2 separate regions of the Homo sapiens genome follow, and region 2 is linked to region 1. A link is a contact called in ENCODE Hi-C or POLR2A ChIA-PET data. All regions are on one chromosome and are shown on one strand. The core of a region is the stretch at or near the end of the contact, and the rest is flanking DNA. Distances in the headings are between cores, read along the strand shown. Region 1 has its middle 38 kb from the start of ERCC4. Region 2 overlaps MRTFB (myocardin related transcription factor B).

What was found. A loop is a pair of places that touch in the nucleus more often than their neighbours do. ChIA-PET counts read pairs that join two places held with the same protein, here RNA polymerase II (POLR2A). Pooled maps may share reads with other maps.
Region 2: a loop to region 1 is called in a pooled map, with 4 times the contacts of the local background. The contact joins two enhancer-like sites. A Hi-C loop is called at or near these places in 2 of 168 maps with a recorded cell type or tissue (Calu3 and ascending aorta) and 4 of 50 pooled maps. POLR2A ChIA-PET finds 5 or more read pairs at or near these places in 3 of 52 experiments (MCF 10A, OCI-LY7 and PC-9).

What each region holds. Positions count from the first base shown.
Region 1 is chr16:13,956,235-13,959,087 of GRCh38, reverse strand. No RefSeq gene overlaps it. Among named protein-coding and RNA genes, the nearest start is that of ERCC4, 38 kb to the right of the region's middle. RefSeq lists enhancers at 1,279-1,398, 1,212-2,411 and silencers at 1,499-1,558, 1,579-1,628. Within about 2 kb of position 1,572, at least 34 of the 41 ENCODE cell types and tissues checked have a DNase peak (open chromatin) inside an H3K27ac peak, as active enhancers do; they include PC-9, where a contact is called at or near this core.
Region 2 is chr16:14,095,878-14,098,775 of GRCh38, reverse strand. The region is part of intron 2 of MRTFB (myocardin related transcription factor B); the gene reads right to left. Among named protein-coding and RNA genes, the nearest start is that of MRTFB, 26 kb to the right of the region's middle. Within about 2 kb of position 1,480, at least 9 of the 41 ENCODE cell types and tissues checked have a DNase peak (open chromatin) inside an H3K27ac peak, as active enhancers do; they include PC-9, where a contact is called at or near this core.

The sequences.
Region 1 (2,853 bases), core at 323-2,822:
GCTGGTCTCAAACTCCTGACCTCAAGTGATCCACCCACCTCGCCTCCCGAAGTGCTGGGATTACAGACGTGAGCCACCGCTCCTGGCATAATAACCACAATTACTTTTGCACCAATCTAATACCCAACAGCTCCCCCACCCTCCTCCAAATTTGTCACAACCTGGGTTTCACCTATCCCGACTGCCTTCATTCCCTTTTACCTAGTGAAATACGGAGTTGAGTAAAAATAAATGTTACCTACTAACACACACTCTGGGAGTCTGAGATCAGCATTGGATGCTGTGACCTCATGATCCCTTCAGGCAGGTACTCTGTGTGTGTTTGCACCCAAATACAAGCAATAGATCGGTATGGATGGGGAAGGGAGGAGGTAACACTGAACTTCATGATAAATCATAATAATAATTAACCACCACGCAGGATGACCAGTGCTCTCTTCATTGTTGCGTCAAAGGCCACCAGGCTATCTACGCTGATACTGCTCAGCTCCTGGTGTTGTGGGTCACTCCCTATAAATTCCCTCCTGTTTCATTCTGGCTGCTGGATGACTCAGTTTCTTCTTCTAATATTCTGTCTGTATCTTCCCTTCTTCTAAGTGTAGGCATTTTTAGCATTCTGTTAGTCGTTTACGGTTTCTTTACCTTAACCACTTACTTATTCAACCAATGTCTTCAGTTCTCATTTCAATGCAGGTGCCTACTACATCTTTTTTTTTCCTGCTAAACTATGTTTCTTCTAAAAAATATTTGAAGTATAATTTATATACAATACACTGCACATATTGAGTGTATGCTTTTATGATTTTGACATCTATACATTGCAAAACCATCACCGCTAAAATTACAAACATTTCTATCAATTCCAAATGAGTTTCTTTGTGAGCACAGCCAATTTTTATCCTTACTCTGGAAGCTCTATTGGTTTCGAAGGGATGTGACCTGATGCAGAAGCCCAGGGCTTAACATGGGGTCACTGATAATATTCAAGAAATCAACAGAACTCTACTCAAAAATCTACCTCTTTCTCAGGGGGAAAATTCCCAACAAGACTTGGGACTTCAAGTCTGACTCATGCTGTGTCCTGGGGCGCAGACTCGGGCTCTGATAAGAGGAAGTCAATCTGTCCTCTATTTGTTTATAATGAGTCATGCTCGAAGTCAGGCATCTAGTTTTTGTCTCTCCTCTGTCATGGTTAGGCAAGAATTGGAGGAAGATACACCCCAATTCGGAGTGCAGTGATCCTTAAAGTGTCCGAGGGCTCCAGTGTAGTTCAGGACGTGGGACTTAATGGGGACCCCTACCAATGGAGGCCGGGAGCACCAAGTCTTGGAGTTGAGGTCTACCTTCCTCCCACATCTCCAGGGCAGATGTTAGTGAGTTACAGATTTATTTGCAAGAGGAAAGGGAAAAGGCAGCTGAGTTTTCAGTAAGTCCTTGAGTCCTGTCCACTCTACCCCCTACCCCCATCTATTAGTGACAGAGGGCGGCATGAGTCACAACTCTCAGCCCAAGCCCACACTGGAGCAATTAACCACATAATTGCCTCAGTGATGAACCTTCCCCCAGCTGCAAGCCGCCCCCGGGGCAGCGCTCTAGGCTGTGAGCCAACAGCCTTCAGTTGCATGAATTGTGAAGGCCTGGGTTTAAACAGCCGAAGTTGCAATTCTTTTAGCCAATGCCTTCTTGGCTCCAATTTAAAATTCTTATACATGAGTCCTGATGGGAGCATGGAGGATGTTTCAACTAGAATTAATGTCACAATCAAGTCAACATAAAGTAGATTTATCTGCTGTTTCCATGCATTGCAGCAAAGTGCTCTGTTCTGAGAACAAATTACCATAGCAACTCAGCCGCCCCAGTTACAGTAAGCTCAGTACGACCAAAATAAAAATCCTTACCAAGTTGTAGGATTGGCGAGTGAGAGTTGCTGAACATCGACTTTCAGTTTCCAGATGACATTAGCCAGCATATATTTTGGTTTTAAAAAATCGCTGAAAGGGAGGCTTTAAATAATAACAAAATTATAAAGCCAGGTTACAAACAGAGAGGGGTCCTAGGCTGTTCCACCGCGAGCTTAAACACAAGCAAACTTCAATGCCAAACAGCAGCGTTTTTTTGTTAAAACAGAAGGCTGCCGAAAAGGCTCATTACTACTTATCGTGGCGTGCCCATTCCGTTTCACATGGTGGGGAGCATGATCAGGTTGATGCTGGTCTTTAAGAAGAAGCAATTCAATACAAAAACAGGTTTTCTGTAGGTGTGAAAGGAAGAAAAGCAAAACCACGTTCGTTTTTTTCCCTCCACCCCCATCCCCCACAATACTAAATTTTGGTTCTGCCTAATTCTCTGTTCTCTCTCTAGTGCCTTCCTTCTCCCACTTTGCTCTGCTCCCTCATCCTGATCACCAACAAGCAAAATCGCCCCTCTGTTCAGCCTGCCCATCCTCGTTTTCTTCATCCTCACCACCCCCCATGGCTTCCTCAGACCCCCAGGCGGGCGTGTGCCCCTAGGTCTCCTGGACACACCACACAGGATGACCAGCGCTGTCTTCATTGTTGCCTTGAAGGCCGCCAGCGCTCATACGGCTCAACTCCTGATGTTGTGGGTCACTCCCTTGAAATTCCCTCCTGTTTTCATTCTGGCTGCTGGATGACTCAGTTTCTTCTTCTAATTTTCTGTCTCTATCTTGCCACCTCCTAAGTGTAGGCATTTTTAGCGTTCTGTTAGTCGTTTCAGGTTTCTTTACCTTAACCACTTATTTATTCAGCCAATGTTTTCAGTTCTCACTTCAGTGCAGATGCCTACTACATCTTTCTTTTTTTCCCCCTCTTTTGACACAGTCTGTCTCTGTCA
Region 2 (2,898 bases), core at 231-2,730, 140 kb before region 1:
TACATCTTTCACCACATGCAACAACTAAATCTAAATGGGCCATATTGCAAAATTTAAGTCAAAATGGGTCATATACCAAAGTGTAAACCCAAAACTATCAAAATTCTACAAGAAAACAAAGGAGATACCTTCTCTGACCTCAGGTTAGGTGGAGCTCCTAGTTCTAACACCAAAAACACAATGCATAAAATAAAAAATTGATAAATTGAACTTTATCAAAATTAAGAACTGCTCTTTGAAAGAATGTTAAGAGGGTGAAAAGATAAGTCATAGGCTGAGATAAAATATTGCAAATCATAAATCTGATAATCTATATCCAGAGTATACAAAGAACTCTCAAAACTCAGTAATAATAAGAAAACAAACAACCCAATAAACATATAAAAGATTTGATACTTTACCAACTATTGGCAAATAAGTACATGAAAATATGCTCAACTCCATTAGTCATTAGGAAAATGCAAATTAAAACCACGATGAGCTACTTCTACACATCTATTAGAATGAATAATGTGAAAAGACTGACCATACCAAATTCCAGACACAGAGCAACTGGAATTCTCATGTACTGCAGTTGGGAATATAAAAGGAAATGACAACTTGGAAACAGTTTGGCAGTTCTGAAAAAAAAGTTAAACAGACACCCATCCATCCTACTCCTAGGTATTTACTCAAGAGATAACAGAGTCCATACGAAGACTTGCATATAAATGTTCAGATTGATTTTATTTGTAATAGCCCAAAACTGGAAATACCCAAATGGCCATCAACAGTAAACACATCAACAACAACAACAAAAACAGTGAACAGATATACAAATTGTGGCATATCTACACAACCAACTATGTCTAAGAAGAAATGAACTATTGATGTACTCAACAACATGGACAAATCTCAAAATAATTAGGCTGACTGAAAGAAGTCAAACAAAGAAGAGTACATACAACATGATTCCACTTATACAAAACCCTCGAACAAGCAAACTAATCTACAGAGACAGAAAGCAGATCAGTGGTTGCCTGGAAACAGGGGCAAAGGAGCATGCAGGAAGGATTACAAAGCCATACAAAGAAATTTTGGGGGGTGATGGATATGTTCATCATCCTTATTGGGGTGAAAGTTTCATGGGTGTACGTGTCAGAACTGATTAAATTGTACACTTTAAATGTGCAGTTTACTGGATGCCAATTATACCTCAATAAAGCTGTTTACAAAAAGAACAGTTTACATTTTATAATATCCCATTTGAATTGTCCCTTTTTAATTAGCATACTGAAAATCTTTCACTATTGCAAACCAATTGCTGTAACTGCTTCAAATACACCTTTTCCTTTGACCTTTACTCTATATAAACACAACTACAAAAGTTAATTACTACTGGATGGGAAAGTGAACAAACCGGTCTTCCTGGATTGCACAGTGGTCTGTTTATTAGCTTCAAATGAAACCTGAATGTTTAGCTAAACTACCAGAACTGAATGCTTGGTCACTTAATACTGAAAATATTACAACCACAATCTGCCCTAAAGGGATTCATTAACTCAAACGTTTATTGCACATATACTCTATGTCTGGCATTGTTGTAAGTGCTGGATTTCATGCAGAATGGTCAGTACTGAACTGCAAGGCCACTCTGCATCTCCTCTTAGAATAATTTATAAGGTCATAATCATTGCATTTAAATAACACAACTAAAGAAAATCAGTGGAAATAGGCTACAGGTAGACTAAAACAATGATTCTTCTAATACAAAGTTAAGATAATAAATGCTAATGATGACTAAAGAACTGTAGTCCAAGTGCTTAGAATTCTAGAATGAGAGGTATGTCTTGAAACCTAAGTGAATTCAGGACAAATATAAAGAAAACTACTTCTATGTACAGCAAGAAGAATGGAGCTTGACAGCTCCAAGAGGTCCTTCTGGCTTGCAAACACCAAAGAATGTAAAAAGCTTAGGAACAGGGACCCAAAATGATTTTTTAAAAAACATACTAGGAAGTTTTAAGTAAATTATCTAAAGGTTGGTATCAAAGACAACATTCTGTACCATAGCATATTCTTTACTGTCGATTTTAGAGAATTCTATAGACCAAGTATGAAAGTGACATTTTACAGAAGATGTAAGCTTATGAACTTATCACAAATAAAACCCAAAGGTCCACATCTCTTGCCACAATATGTAGGCTATTTTACAGCTACTCGAGGGCATCCATTTGAAAACCTTTTATTATCTTTTCTCCCCTGCAATAGTACTTCTTTTTTAGACTTTTTCTCTAAAAGAATCCAATGAACTCCTACACTGGACATATAATCAATAAAAATCTCTTGTTAGAGCTAACTGCTGGTGACACGTGCTTCAGAATTCCTTAGAAATAGTTATTCCTTTTCTAAATCTCAGGTTGCCGGCCAGGCACAGTGAGTCACACCTGTAATCCAACACTTTGGGAGGCCGAAGCAGGCAGATCACTTGAGGTCAGGAGTTTGAGACCAGCTTGGCCAACATGGTAAAACCCTGTCTCTACTAGAAATACAAAAATTAGCTGGGCGTGGTGGACATGCCTGTAATCCCAGCTACCCGGAAGGCTGAGGCAGAATTACTTGAACCCAGGAGGCGGAGGTTGCAGTGGGCCAAGATCGCGCCACTGCACTGCAGCCTGGAAGACAGAGCGAGACTTGTCTCAAATAAATAAATAAATAAATAAATAAATAAATAAATAAATAAATTTCAGCTTGCCTCTAAACTGTCATGTTCTTGTTCTCAAAAGAACAACTGTACTAACCAATAAACTTTTAGTAAATTTTGCCTGACATGATTCCCTGTCACATGTTCTGAACATATCATACCCAATTTATATCTACATTAGACACTACTTGTAAGCACTGTTGTAAATAGTGCAT